Regions from separate parts of the Homo sapiens genome. Here region 1 is linked to region 2. Evidence: read pairs that join two places in POLR2A ChIA-PET (ENCODE). Cell type or tissue: B cell. All regions are shown on one strand. Each heading gives the region's core, and the rest is flanking DNA. Links, peaks and the distances in the headings are about the cores only.

Region 1 (7,318 bases), core at 2,574-5,073, 68 kb after region 2:
TGTGCTTACCTCATTTATATAACAAGCTAACTCCATTTCAAGTGCTCAGGAACCACACATGGCTAGTAGCTATTGTATTTCCATCGTTGCAGAAAGTTCTATTGGACAGTGCAGCTCAAGGAGTTTTGTTTAAATTTAAGCTAGTATTTCTAATACGTGACCACAGAACTTTCCAGTGGAGGCTGGATGCTGATCAGGTGAGGTTGAGGAGGTGTTGGTGAAGTCTGACTGGGAAGGGAGCTGCATAGAGTTAGTGGTGTCCAGCTGCACATGAGGAACAACCGATGAAAGAGTTCGCAGGCCCACCCTGTACCTACCAAAGCAGAATCTCTGGCCCAGGTCATCTTGATGTAGCCCATCCAGGAGTTGGCTGCCTTTGGGAACAGTAGACTGAGTGGCCTCTAAATTCTTCTCCAGCTTTAGGAGAGTGTTACTGGTATGGTAGATCCCGCAGCATTGGGACACAAATCTTTGTCAATGGACTTTTGGCCTCCTTTCTGGCTGTAAGCCCCGTGGCTTTCAGTCCTGGCTGGACTTTTTGTTTGGGACATAATTGAGCCTCTAACTATTGTGTGAAGGGGCAACCAGGTATTTAAATGGGGTGCCACCAGCTCTGAATCAGATTACCACATCAAGATTTTAAAAATATAAGCTGCAGTGTGGTAAAGTAGAGGTCACAATGTTGGAGTCAAGACAGATGAGGAAAATCTGCCTTAGGTAGAATGATGTTAGGCAAGGAAAAAGTAGCGTTTTGGCAAGATTGTTACTGTTTATAATGAAGGTCATGAGGTGAAAACACAATGTACCTTCCCTAGAGGGACTCTTCTCTCCTGGGAGTGGGGTGGGTGATGGCATCAGCTTCCTTTAAGGCAGGCAGTCCCTGTTGGACTCAGTACCAGAGTGCAGTGAGGGCAGCTCTCAGGGCTGGCAGCCACACATCTTCACCATCCACCTTTCCATATGCTTTGTCTCTCTTTGGGGTTCACACTGTCAGAAGCGTTTCTGTCATTTACTTGTAACCAGCCCTGCTTTATTGTACAAGTACTTCATTTCTATTGTGTTGGAAGACTTTAGGTCACTTAAAGAAAATCACTTGGGTTGAAGGGTGTCCTAGCCATTGGAGTGGCAGTTTGCATGGTGGAGTCACTGACTTTGTTTTGTTTTTGTTTTTTTTTAACATCTTTATTGAGATGTAATTCACATACCATAAAATTAACCTACTTAAAATGTTCAAATCAGTGATTTTTAGTATAATGGCCAGTTTTGCAGTAATTACCGCAATCCAAGTTTAGAACATTCTTGTCACTGTCAACTTTTTTTTTTAGTTGAGGTGAAATTCGCATAACATACAATTAACCACTTTAAAGTGCACAGTTCAGTGATATTTAGTGTATTCACAATGTTGGGCAACCACCAACTCTCTCTGCTTTCAAAACTGTTTCATCACCCCATAAAAGCAAGGTGTTTACCTTGTACTGATTAAGTAATCACTCCCATTTCCCCCTCCCACACAAATGTTCAGCAGATGAGTGGGGCTAGACATGGTTGCTCATGCCTGCTCATCTCAGGGTGCACTTTGGAAGGCTAAGGTGGGAAGACTGCTTGAGGCCAGAAGTTCAAGACCAGCCTGGACAATGTAGCAAGATGTTTTCTCTACAGAAAGTAAAACAATTAGCCACGTGTGGTGGTGCACACCTGTAGTCCTAGCTACTTTGGGAGGCTGAGACAGGAGGATCACTTGAGCCCAGGAATTTGAGATAACAGTGAGATATGATCATGCCACTGTACTCCAGCCTGGTTGACATACTGAGACCGTGTCTTTATATTTAAAAAACAAAAAACCAGATGAGTGGGCAGCAAGTTGTGGTAGATACATACATAATCAACTGGTAAAAGGAACCATGTACAGATACATACTGCAACTTAGATGGGCCTAGAAAACACACTGAATGAAAGAAGCTAGTCATGAAAGGTCACTTGTTGTATGATTCCACTTATATGAAATGCCTAGAATAGGCAGATCACCATGAATTTTCACAGAGCTTTCAAACTCCCGCTCTGAGGGCTCTAGGTCTGGGCATCCTCCACTCCCTCCTCTTGCTCTTGGCAGGCAGCGCTTCTAATGGTGACCGCAGCCATAGAGTCACATCTGGCTCTCAGTTGCGCTTTTCCAGCTCTTGCATTGGCTGTGGGAAAGCCACTTGAGCCTTTCCCTGCCCACTTCCCTCATTTGTGAAGGAGAGAGATACCTGGTTCCATCTGGTTGCCCACGTAAAGCACATTTCTTGGCATACTCTCATTTGGACTGTTTGCCATTCCTCTTTTCCTGGCCCTTACTCCTTTCCCTGCTGCAGACCTCTCAGGTTGCATGAGCCTGCCGTCATGTCAGGTCGTAGTTCTGTGCTTTGTAGACATTTTTATGCCTGTGGTGCTTATACCCATGACTGGTATAAGTCAGTCACATTAGAAGAAGATTATTTGGTCCTGGGGTTTGGAGACAGGACTGGGAGGGAGAGGTTGACCTGACTTTCCCCTTCATTCTCACCTGCCCTCTTCCAGGAGCTGGGCTCCCTTGGCCTCTCCCTGGTGTGTCTGTGGCATTTTGTTTGTGTTTGTAGGGTCTGGACCACCTCCTTTCCCACCTAATAAAAGGGGTAAGGACTGGCAATGTGGCATTTTACCTGGCCTCAGGTGTACGGGGTGAGCTCTGAACCCCTTATGAGTGAAGGGGAGGAAGTTAGGGACAAAATTCATTTTTGGAAGATTATTAGAAGAAAAATAGACACAGAATTCTCATCAGCAAAGGGAAATGGCAAAGGAAGAAGGCAGTGGTTAACACTGCCCTCGGGCCTGTCCTGCTCTGGAGGAGGAAGCAGCAGGAGAAACCGGGCCTTGCCTTCAACACTGTGCTGGGAAATGTCCTCAGCTGGGTCCAGTTTCAGTGTTTAGAAGCTCTGCTTTTCACATAACTGCAGGACGCGATTCAGCCAAGCTTTCTACCACTGTGTTACAGGATCCACTTTGCTCCAGTTTCCAATCCCATGCTCGTGACATCCTTCTGCACCCTCCCCAGCAGTGCCAGCAGTGTTCGTGCCCAGTTAGGTGTTCTCCCAGGCAATGGTTTTTTTTCCTGCTATGCTCCCCTCTTCCTTCTGAGACCTCACAAGTAGAGTCTTTTAACATCCGTAGTTTTACTAATGTGTTCAAGGAAATCTAGGCTTTTTCTGTGCTGCTCCTCAGAATTCTTCCTTCCTTCACCCACAGCTCTATTCCAAAGCTACTTCCACATTTTTTTAGATATCTGTTACAGCAACACCCCACTTCCAGGGTGCTGGAAACTAATTTACTTAGAAAACTGTTAATTTTTATGGCTGCCATTAACAAATTACCACACAATGAGTGTCCTGAACAACACAGATTTATTATGTAATAGTTTTGTAGGCCAGAAGTCCTGGGCAGGTCTCACTGTGTTAAGATCAGGGTGTCAGTAGGGCTGTGTTTCTGGAGGCTCTGGGGAGGCTCTGTTTCCTGCCCACTCAGGTTGGTGGCAGAACCCAGCCACTCTGCAGAGGTGCTGTCCAAAATGCAAGGGACACTTTGTGAAAGCTGCTCCCTCTTCTTCCCCTTAGTCTTTCCTTTGTCTTTATTTCCACCTACCCCAGTAGAAATAGAGGGATTTCTTTTCTTTTCTGCTTTATTCGTTTGTGAAAAATCTTGCATGTTCAGGACTGGATCATGCATGTTCAGGAAGTTACCCTGCCCAACACCCCGTTTCACACTGGGGGAAACTGTGGGTTTTGGAGTGGAGAAACTGGCCTGCAGTTCCCTGGCTGGTTGTTGGGAAAGAGGGCTTGGCCTTTATGTTTCTACACCATACCCAGAACAGAGTTTAACACGTCTAAATGGCAGAAGACTACACTTCTGTCAAAAATCAAACCCTGCCCCCTTAAATCAAGTCTGTTTTGTTAAGTGTGAGTCTTGACTTTTTTCTTTGTCAACACTTTTTTTCATGGAAGAAAAAAATTCTACCTTAGGAACTCATGATTTTGTTTAAGTTAATATTAATGCCAAGCATTTAGTAAATTTGAGTTCAATTCATGTAAGCAAGTAATGATCCTATGAGGTTTATTTAGTAGCAAGAGGCCAAATGCTTTCACTTGTTTGCCAGATGAGAGATACTGTATGTGAAGATTGGTTCAGAGATATTTAAGGCACTACTGGTCATTTGTCCAAAAACTTCACCCAGGATTCCCAGGGAAGCTTTCATATCTTCCCAAGGGTTCAGGAGTGATGACTTTGAATTGTAATTTTATAGATCCTGTGTGGATAACTGTCAGTATCTGCCAGACTTCTTCTATTAGGTTGAAGATCTGGGATTTCCTTTTAAATTCTTAGAAGTAGGTTGGGAAAAGTGATTGGGGAATTGGATCCTCAGGAAGTTGTTCTGCTTCCATTTCCTTCATGACTTTAGCTGTCTCTTCTATCTGTGAGAATCTTAGGGCTGCATAGTACTGAGTGTTGCTGCTTTGAATCCATACACCGGGAATGCGTAGCTTTTGAGAATTACCCACCTTTTCTGTGGATGAGTGTGTATCATTTATGTCATTAGAACTCTTTTTCCCCATTACATTTTGTGTTCATCAGTTCTTTGAGTTTGCCTTCTTTAAAACCCTCCTGGAGGATTCAAGATCTGGAAAGTAACTGATCCAACGTATCCCACACAGGGGAAGCTGGAAGATTAAAAAAAAAGAACAACAACAAAAGTGTGTTTGCCAATCCTAGCAAATAGTGCTAGAGTTTAATCACAAGCCAGAGGTCGGCCAGCTTGCAGTGGGGAAACTGGATGAGCGTCCCTGCTCCTGCCGGGAGGGCTTTCGGACCAGCCAACCTTGTCACTGTCTGAGACTCAGCTGATTGCCTTTGTATCTTTTATTTCTGGCAGCTCCTTTAGCGGCAGAGTTTTCCGAGTGACCTTCTTGATGCTGGCTGTTTCTCTCACCGTTCCCCTGCTTGGAGCCATGATGCTGCTGGAATCTCCTATAGATCCACAGCCTCTCAGGTAGGCTGCCCCGCAGTCCTCAGGAGGGGTTGCTTGACAAAATGTAATAGGCTGAAATAATTTCCAAGGAAAGGAGGGTGATTAAATCAATCTGATCTGAAAGGTAAGTTAGGAGAAATAGAGTTTTGTGATTTCTTTAGTACCTGGGTTTTTATGCTGAATTAGATGTTACTCAGGAAATATGCATGGTATTTTCCCTGTCATTGTTTTAAAAAAACTGCATCAACCAAAAACAAAAATTCAAAATTAGAGAAGCTTAATAATCATTAGACAGTCAACTATAATTCATTTCAGGTAGCAAAAACACACACAAATGGAGCTTCAGTTACCTCATTTAAATTTTGTAAGTAACTGATTTTCTACAAAACCCATAATTAGTGTTCTTTTTTTCCTAAGTTACCTTTCACCGATAGAGATCTATGAGTAATGCAGTCCATTATAATTTGAAAAAACTATTGTATATGTAAAGCCCCCTGAAATAGATTCATGTTTATAATTATAGTGGGATAGAGCCAGGCTCTCATCAGTGTGACGATCTATGACTTCCATGTTGACATAGTTGCAGGAGGGTTGTGCAGTCTGGTTCAGTAATTTCCTGGTTCCCCTTGCAACTGCTGATGGGGTGAAGCCATCTGAAGCTTATTTTAAATGAGTTAGTCCAGGTAAGGCTTTAAAAACTTCAGACAAGAATTATACCTAGTTAAAGAGTGAATATAACATACTAGCTGAATAATGTAGTGTTTTATCCATAAAAATTAAGGCTTTATATTGGATCCGATTCACTAAGAATGTAGAGGACACGGTTCTGACCTTAGATTGACATGTGTAGCTGAGTGAACTTTTTGTTGTTGGATTTAGAATAGTAAAGGCACAAGGTGCTGTAAACACACAATTTGCTCATGTAAGATTGAGAATGGGTGAAGGACTGGGGACTCTAGTCCGCTCCAAGAGTGTCAGCTCTGTAATTCCTGGTGTGCCAGTGGGTCTTCAGATGGATTTTTCTGCCTGAGCCAGGCCTGAGGACATCCTGTCTCCAAAGGAGGGGCGTCAGGGGTGGGTGGCGGGGGGGGGTCCCCTGATGTGTTGAGGGAGGGGCTTCTCTCTTTCTAACCCTTCTTTACAGAGCAGGATGGCTCATTCTAGCCAAAGGGAAACTGACCTGGGCCTTCTTAGATAGTCCAGTTGGCTAAGGTGGGGGAGTGAACTGTGTCCACAGCTGGGGATTAGAAGCTTGGGTTGGGGGGCTGGCCTTGGAAAAGGAGGCTGAGGTTGAGTTTTGAGTTGGAGAGAGAGGTTGGAGCCTCAGTGATTGAAGACCTTTGATCTCAGGAAAGATGATTTTATGTGTGGAAAGAGTGGTGAAGAAATGCATTGGGAAATGGGGTATGTGGCCCTGGCCAGACACTGAAAGGAAGCAGAGCCTACTGGGGATTGGAAGTTGTTTGTACAAAGTGAGTTCTATCTGTTGAGTAGAAAAGCCTGATGAGGAAGGAAAGGAAGAGAAGCAGTGGAACCGCTGCAGCCAACAGGGACCTCTCTCCTGGGCTCAGCTTTCGGAATGGCAGTGGAACCATCACAGCCAACAGGGACCTCTCTCCTGGGCTCAGCTTTCGGAATGGCAGTGGAACCATCACAGCCAACAGGGACCTCTCTCCTGGGCTCAGCTTTTGGAATGGCAGTGGAACTGTCACAGCCAACGGGTCTCTCTCTCTCTCCTGGGCTCAGCTTTCAGAATGGCAGTGGAACCATCACAGCCAACAGGGACCTCTCTCCTGGGCTCAGCTTATGGCATTGGAATCACAGCCAACAGGGGCCTCTCTCCTGGGCTCTGCTTTTGGCATGGCACACTCAAAAACAGGAAGATAGGCCCCAAAATGCAGAGCAGAAGCAGAAGCCTGGTACATGACAGAGCTTGGTGTGTCTCATGCAAGAACGTGGCCACAACACAGGCCATGCCCCATGCACGCCATCCCAGCGGGTGCTGACTCAGCTGCAGCCCTCTCAGCCCACAGTCACTCTGTGGAAGGACATGGTTTCTCTCCAGAAGGGAACAAAAAGTTTATTTTTCATAGAAGGATATGAATGTTTCTAGTCACTGAAAAAATATCAGTTAAAGTCAAATTTATGGTAAAAAAAAATAGAGCAGCATTTTGGAGAATGGATTTGGTTGCTATAATTTTAAAGACCAACAGAAAGAGTAATTCTACTGGGAGTTGAAAGTTGCAGTACTGTTAGAAGTACACATTTTACTATCGGGTG
Region 2 (7,287 bases), core at 1,613-4,112:
CAGCTTTTCAGCAGCTTTCTCCCCTGGGATGTGCGTGCCCTCCTGTTCATGGGTCAGCAATATCTCTTTCCTTTGCCGGTGTCTGCAAACCATAGAGAAGACAGTATGAAAAAGGGCCAGGCCAGGCCATGACTCTTCTGGGAGCATCTAGAAAGTCGTGGGATGGATGAGAACACTTTGGTCTGATCTGTCAGCTGTGTGTGATAAAGTCAGATGGCTTGTTCCAAAGGAATATCACTCTTGAAGAAAGCTTCACCTCACCCCCTCAAGAATACCAGTGGTTCTCAACGCATGGTCTTCAGACCTGCAGCATCAGCATTACCTGAGAACTTTTGAGAAATACAAATTCTGGAGCCCATCCTGGACATCTGGAATCAGAAACCCTGGGATGGGACCTGACACCTGTGTTTATAACGAGCCCTTCAGATGCTCCAGAGGACACTCGGGCTTGAGAACCACTGGCCTGTACGCCTCAAACCAGGGCAGATGAAGGCACTTCTAAAACAGAATTGGGATTAGTGTCCTGGCCTTGGCCCTATTAAACAAACAGCAAGCAAATGATGGGCTGTGGATGGCGCAACACAGTTTCGTGGCTCCAGGTGTCTTTAGAATCATGACTCGGGTTGATTTCTTGCTTTCCCTGTACTGTACTTTGCATGTTTCCTCATCTGTAAAACAAGGGCCGTATGTAACTGAATTCTGTCCTAGTTACTATTGATGTACATCAAACCACCCCTAAGTTTAGTGACACAAGATAACAACAATTTTATATTCCTCGCAGAGTCTGTGAGTCAGGACTTTGGACAGGGCCCGATGGGGATGACTCATGTCAAAGGGCAAAATTAGGACAAATTTAGTTTAAAGACCTTACTTCACTTTATTCGTGATTATAGAATTGGGAAACACCCCATTCCATAAAACAGAAGGAATGTTTGATGAGCTGAACAGAGGAGGATGGTTTTATAGACAGAAGGGGCTGAAGGATGCAGACATGGAGAACAAAAAGTGGACTGGTTATTTCAAAGCTACTTTTGTTGTAAAGGTGAAAGTGGAAGGAGCTCCCTTATCATGCCAGCTTGTTTGGAGATTTAGCTATCTTTCACTCTCCTTGTTTCTTAGAAGGTCGGATAAACAACTTAGTTTCCATTTGGTGACACCGCACTTTAGCAAGAGTGACTCCATTTTTGTGTGATCTATTGGGCCTCATGCAGCTCAGTCCAGACCAGTGGCCTCCTATACATTTTATTTAACACTTGCTCCTGCTCCTCAGTGTCTGAGGTTGGAGTCATCTGCCTGTTTCTCACTCCCAAGTCTGGAGCCTTGTTTGGGACAACTTGCAGGCTGGCTTCAGCCAGAACTGTGGCCCAAAGCACCTCCTGGGGCTTGTCACAGCATGGTGGCTGGGCCCAGGCAATTTCCTGCAACCAGAGGTCCAAGAGACCAGCACAGATGTTATCAGGCATCTTCCGACCTGGGGAAGGGGACCTGAGTGTTTGCACCTGTTTTGTTATCCATGGGAGTATCTATCAGCACACCCATCCCAGGGCTGTTAGAATGAAATGAGGAAATGCTTGTAAGGCACTCAGCACTTTCTTAACACATTATACATCCCCAGTCACTGACTATTTGTTATTTATTAATGAAGCATGTGGGGAGGCTGTGACCTTGTGCTTGGCCTTCGGCAGTGCTGCTGAGAGAGCTGAGCTTCATCTGAACTGGACCACATGGGCTTGCATCTGATCAGCCTGGGATAGGTGGGGAATAGGCTTCGGAGAGCATGCAGGTGGCTGAGGTTGCTTTCAAAGCTCCACAGTATCCTGCCCATCCCACAACTCCAATAGCCAGTTGAGGTTATGGTGTCTGAGACTCACTGGGCAGGGTAGACAGAGTGTCTGTGCCCTTCTGTGACTTGCTTCTATTGTGTAAAACTGCCTTGCAGAAGGTTCTTTGGAGAGCCAGGTTCTAAAAGGGATTCTTTCCCACCTGTGAAATTTGGCTCTGTCCTTTGTAGGGCTCTGCAGCTCTTTTTGCCCTGTGGCATATCAACTCAAGATGTCAGGAAGTTGTAAATGCAGAACCAGAGGGTAATGACATGTGTTGCTTTCAAAACACACAGCTAAGCTCTATTTTTAAAACCCCCAATTTTAAGTGATGTTTTTCAGTGTGTGTACTCTTAAGCAAGAGTGTAAAAATCCTCTTTGTAACCAAGCATTGAGCACTGGGAAATTTCTTGGATGCTTTTTGGAGATTAATTGCAGGAACAGAGGCCCTTTTGCTGTAGTTCCTCTGTGTTTGCTGTAGTTTCCTCTCTGTGGCATGCCTCTAATCGTTCAGAAGGCAGGACACTGACAGCGGCAAGACGCTGTGCGCCTGTGCTTCATTTTCCTCCTAGTGATTCCAGTGATTAAAGTAACTTTTCTAAGGTTTTTCAGGGAACTCTACATGAAAAAGGAACCCCTAATCTTAGGAGGAGGATCCTCCCGAGGAATCCAAGTCCTCCCCAGCTGTCAGGGGCACGACTTACTTTAAATAACAGATGCTTTGGGAAAATTGTCCAAAACAATTTTTGTGACTGACGTAATATCTCAAAGCCTGCCAGGGAAGATTGCTATTAAAAGAAAGTCCATTGTGGGCCAGGCGCCGTGGCTCATGCCTGGAATCCCAGTACTTTGGGAGGCTGAGGTGGGCAGATCGCTTGAGCCCAGGAGTTTGAGACCAGCCTGGCAACGTAGTGAGAACCCCATCTCAAAAAAAAAAAAAAAAAATTAGCCGAGCGTGGTGGTGCATACCTGTAGTCCCAGTTACTTGGAAGGCTGAGGTGGGAGGATCCCTTGAGCCCAGGAGGTGGAGGTTGCAGTGAGCTGAGATCACGCCAGCGCACTCTAGCCTGGGCAATGGAGTGAGACCCTGTCTCAAAAAAAAAAAAAAAAAAAAAGCTCATTGTGAATAGTAACTCCGTATTCAAATTGAATTTCTGTATGCTGGGTTCCACTTTCAGTTAGGGTGTGTGAGTGTGAGGGATGTATTTAAATAAGCAACAAGAGTACTTGAAAATTCGTACGTGTGTGTCAGGATTGTAATGGAAATCCCAATACTCTTATAATGCCTTTTTAAAACAAAATACCAAACCCCTGCCCCAGCCACGGGCATTGGCCGACTGCGTCCAGCTGTGTTAGGCCCTGGGTGGGGCCCTGGGCATCTGTGAGCGAGATGGAGCGCCCTGGCTGGCCGGCCCTCAGCTCCGCATGGCTTGTCGCATCCTCATGGCACCAACATGAAGTGGTTGGTGGTCCCATTGCACAGATTTGGAAATAAAGGCTCCAATTCATGTACAGCAATGAATAATCCAGAAAATGCTCAATACCACAGAGCCCACATTCTAATGAGGAGATGAACCATAAGTCAGTAAATGAGTAAGTCCACACTGAGGTGGGAGGGGAATTGTGATGTAATTCCCAACGCCAGTCTACATGATAAAGGAATCTTAGGGACACAGTCCCTGCCCTTGGGGAATGGCATTGTGCCCTGTAATGGGGACCACCAGGGAGCATGGGGCAGTGTGAAATGGTGTGGGCCTCTGAGAGGCGAAGGACAGGTCATCCATCATGTGCTGGGAAACTTGGGAAAGGCCGGAAATAGGAGGTGGAGTTTCAGCTACACTTTAAATTGCCATGGGTCCTTGCCCAACTCTTCTTGGAAATGCTGAGAAATGGAATTTTCTTGTCTCACTGCCCATTTCTTTGGGCAGATTTTTTTTTAAACTTTCTTTTCCTCCTCCCTCTCTTCCCCACTTCCTTCCTCCTTTCCATCCTTCCTCACCTTCTTACCTCCTTCCTCCCCCTCCTTTCTACCTTTTCATCCTGAAATTGAAGCACTAGCAGGAACCATAACTATGTGCGAAGAGCCATGTGCACATGGGTGTTAGGGCCACTGTCCCCCAAACCCCACATGGAGCTTTCTTCAGGTGCCTGTGTGGTCTGAGCACCAGCCATGGTGGCCAGAACAAAGATGGGGGAGGGTTGTTCTGTTTGCCTTCTTGGGGGACACCTTGACTCCATCTGACCCACAGCCAGAAACAACCCAATGGCACCTAGTCCTTCCAGTCCCACCCAGACCAAGGATCATTATACCCACTCCAAGGATTAGGAAATGGGCTTGGATTAAATGATATGTGCATTGTCTGTGGTTAGTGAGTGGCTGGACAGGGGCTGGACTTTAGACCCTGAGTTTTTAGTGGTGACTCCAGGCTGCCAACCAGTGGCTCATGAGGCTGGCAAGTATGTGTAATCACCCCTGTCCCAAAGGAAAAAGAAAACCATTGGAAATCTTGCATCTGCATAGAAAGGGGATGTGCATGTAGGTCCATGTGCACACATCGTCAGAGTCGGGTCCCAGGACCAGCAGCGGCTGCATCACTAGGATCTTGTTAGAAATGCAGATGCCCAGAACGGGGACGGGGCACACTGGCTGCAGCTAACACGTCCTCTGGGGACTTCTGATGCCACTCAAGGTTGAGAAGCACTGATTTGGGCCAAAAAAGAGAATGTCTTCTACTTAAGGGATGAAGCCACAAAGACAAGAAGAGGTCTGCTCCCTCCCTTGGGCATGAGGGGACCACCTGGTGCCAGTTACACCTCAATATGACCCTTTGGCTCGAGGACGCAAGTGGTCTGTTCCTCAGCTCTGTGCTCTGGACCAGGCTACCTGAACCCAGACCTGAGCAGGACACTCAGCCCTCGCCCTAGGGAGCGCAGCAGGCAGTGAGCATCTGGAAGAGTTGGGGGATGCGCAGGGTCTGGGACAGTGAGGTGCTCGGGAGAGTGAGCGCCTTGGGCTGAGAGCTGCAGTGTGGGTGTGAGGAGGGCACAGTGCCCCAGGCAGGGAGAAGCCACAGCAAAGGCCTGAGGGCAGGGGAGCTCACCAGATGTGGCCCGGTCAGCAGGGAGAGGCAGGTCATTGGGGCCTTGGTGGCCACTTTTTGAGCACCTCTGCATGTGGCGAGGCACCTGGGGGACACTGTGTTTGGGGCTCTGTTCTGATCTGCTGGACCCAGGCCACCTGTCAGCCCTGGAAAGACAGGGACACAGGGCTTATCTCACGGGCCACCCAGCCGCACCTGGGTGCTGTCCATCCTGGGGCTGGCCTGCCCCTCTCCACCTTCCTCACCTCTGCCTTCCTGCTTGGTATAAAATGGTGCAGGATGTCCTGCTGGGCTGGGAGGCTGTGAGGGCCTGTTTGAAGTTGGGCAGTCACTGTTTCTGAGAAGAGTGTCCTGGTGCCCTGGCTGCTGTGGGAGCAGGTGAGGCGATGAGATGAATGCCAAGGCGAAGTGTCCAGCGTGGTTCGAGCCCTTCCTGCTTCATCTTGGCTGGGGCCTTGGGCAGGTCACCAGGCCATGCAGAGGGCGTTTGCTCATCTACACCTGGGCAGGCCACTCTTCCGGGGGGCTCCAGGGTCAAATTTGGAGTGGAGCAAGTATGTCAGGCAGAGCTTTTCAGATATGAGAGTGGGTTCACATCTCCTGGGGCTTCTTATGAGGCTGGTTGGGACTCAGCAGGTCTGGGTGGGGCTGAAGATTTGCATTTGTGACCAGCTCCCGGGGGGGATGGTGGGTGCAGACAGTGTCGATCCTCAGCTAGACATTCCCAGGCTTGTCATAGCATCATAGAGTCACTGGAGGTGACAGGCAGGCAGCGGGGTGTAGGACTCTCTGTGTAGGGATGGTCTCCTGCTGATTGTTCAGAAGCCAGAAGTCCATGGCTTTCATGTGAAAGCTCTCGATTTTTAAATATTGGACTGGACTCACACACGCATGCCTGCACACCCTGGTCAGGGTGGTTAGCACAACTGTATGCTGGACTCAGCCTAGGGACCACGTTGGCTAATATCTGCTGTACCCGTGTATTAATTTTCTCCCTGGCAGTTGTGTTGTTTTTCCATCTCCTTCAGGGTTTACATGTTCCTGTCGCCTGCCTGAATTGGCCTCACTATTCTTCTCAACTGTTCTGTCTTCCGTCTGTAAGACCAAGCCTGATTCATCCCTCCTCCCCAATTCCCCCACTACCGGCAAAGCTCGCTTCCCTCCCACTTGTTGCATAGAGCAGTTCTTCACCGCCTGGTGAAGAACTGGACTGTTACCGGGGGACTTTGGAGGGTGGGGCGGTGGGACAGACTGTGGAGCCAATCTGCCTGCGTTGAATCCAGCTCTGCCTCTGTGTGACCTTGGCCAGGCAGCTTAACTTCTCGGGGCCTCTGTTCTCCCATCCATAATGGGAGATGCTGGTGGTGCGGGCGCTGTCTCCGTGGAGGCTCTTGCAGTAATTATTGTTTCAGCCCCAGGCTGCTCTTGACTTCCCAGGGTTTGCCTTCCCAGGGTAAATTCAGCTCCAGTGCCCTGTTTGGACAAGTGTCATGAGCCTGCCGCCACCGGCCTTGTGTGTTTGGTCACTTTTGCATGTTTCTTACGTTTGCATCTGTCTCCTGCACCCATGGCAGGGGCTTCGAATCTGCCCTGGCATTTCCCTCAGTGTTCAGTGTGGGGCCTTGATCAGGATTGGCACCCAGGACTGGTTGGGTTAAACCATCTCAGGGTTGTATGCTCCTTCTTTTTGCTCCTAAGAGACTCCCCAACACCCAGCAAAACATTGTGGGGTTAATGCTACACTTGGCATGACCACAGTGAACAGAGGTTAGCACCCCCAGCTCCCCAACACACACAGAGATGTTGTGTAAATTCAGGTCTGCCACTGATCCCCTTCTTAGTTTGTCTTCTTGTTTTTATTTTCTTCTATTTTTTGGGCATGTCTTCTCTTTTATTTTTCTGTTAATAGTAGTTCAAAGAACTTTCCTGTGTCTCTTACTAGTATTAGTAATTTTTTCCTGGAATCTGTCTACATTTGTTACATTTTTTGAGGTGTAATTTACAAACAGGCTACAGGGGTGACCCTGAGAGACCAGGTGGGTGGGTGCTGCTGCCCCCAAAACCATTCATGGGGCTCATGTCCCTGCATACCTGGGGACCCTCCGATAAGCCAGTGAGTGAGGAGAGCTGGCTTGAGGGTTGCCAGAAGGGGCTCAGCTTTGGAATCTAATGAGTAGTGACCAGCCTGCCAGCGGAGGGGCCCCGTGCTGCTAATCCTCAGTCTCACGGTGTGCCACAGAGCTGTTTCTGCCGGAGGGTCATGTGTGGGAGCTTGGGTAATGGAGAGGGAGGGAGCAGAGCCTTCTGCAAAACCAGGACATTTCCCCATCACGAGCCACTTCTTGGAACAAGGCTGGTTTACTGGG

What was found. Peaks named below come from ENCODE experiments on the same cell type or tissue, not always from the same donor. Only the 100,000 strongest peaks of a DNase experiment are listed, where the experiment ranks them.
Region 1: POLR2A ChIA-PET joins it to region 2 with 5 read pairs; 16 of 35 experiments call an interaction of 5 or more read pairs at or near these places.

The regions. Positions count from the first base shown.
Region 1 is chr20:24,981,644-24,988,961 of GRCh38, reverse strand. APMAP (adipocyte plasma membrane associated protein) reads left to right here. Exons shown (of 9, transcript NM_020531.3): 2 at 4,943-5,059. Among named protein-coding and RNA genes, the nearest start is that of APMAP, 7.4 kb to the left of the region's middle. In B cell, for the core only: no CTCF peak of the experiment used is centred there; no DNase peak of the experiment used is centred there.
Region 2 is chr20:25,048,709-25,055,995 of GRCh38, reverse strand. The region is part of intron 1 of ACSS1 (acyl-CoA synthetase short chain family member 1); the gene reads left to right. Among named protein-coding and RNA genes, the nearest start is that of ACSS1, 5.8 kb to the left of the region's middle. In B cell, for the core only: no CTCF peak of the experiment used is centred there; DNase peaks (open chromatin) are centred at 2,185 and 2,985; H3K4me3 peaks cover 1,797 bases; H3K27ac peaks cover 2,500 bases.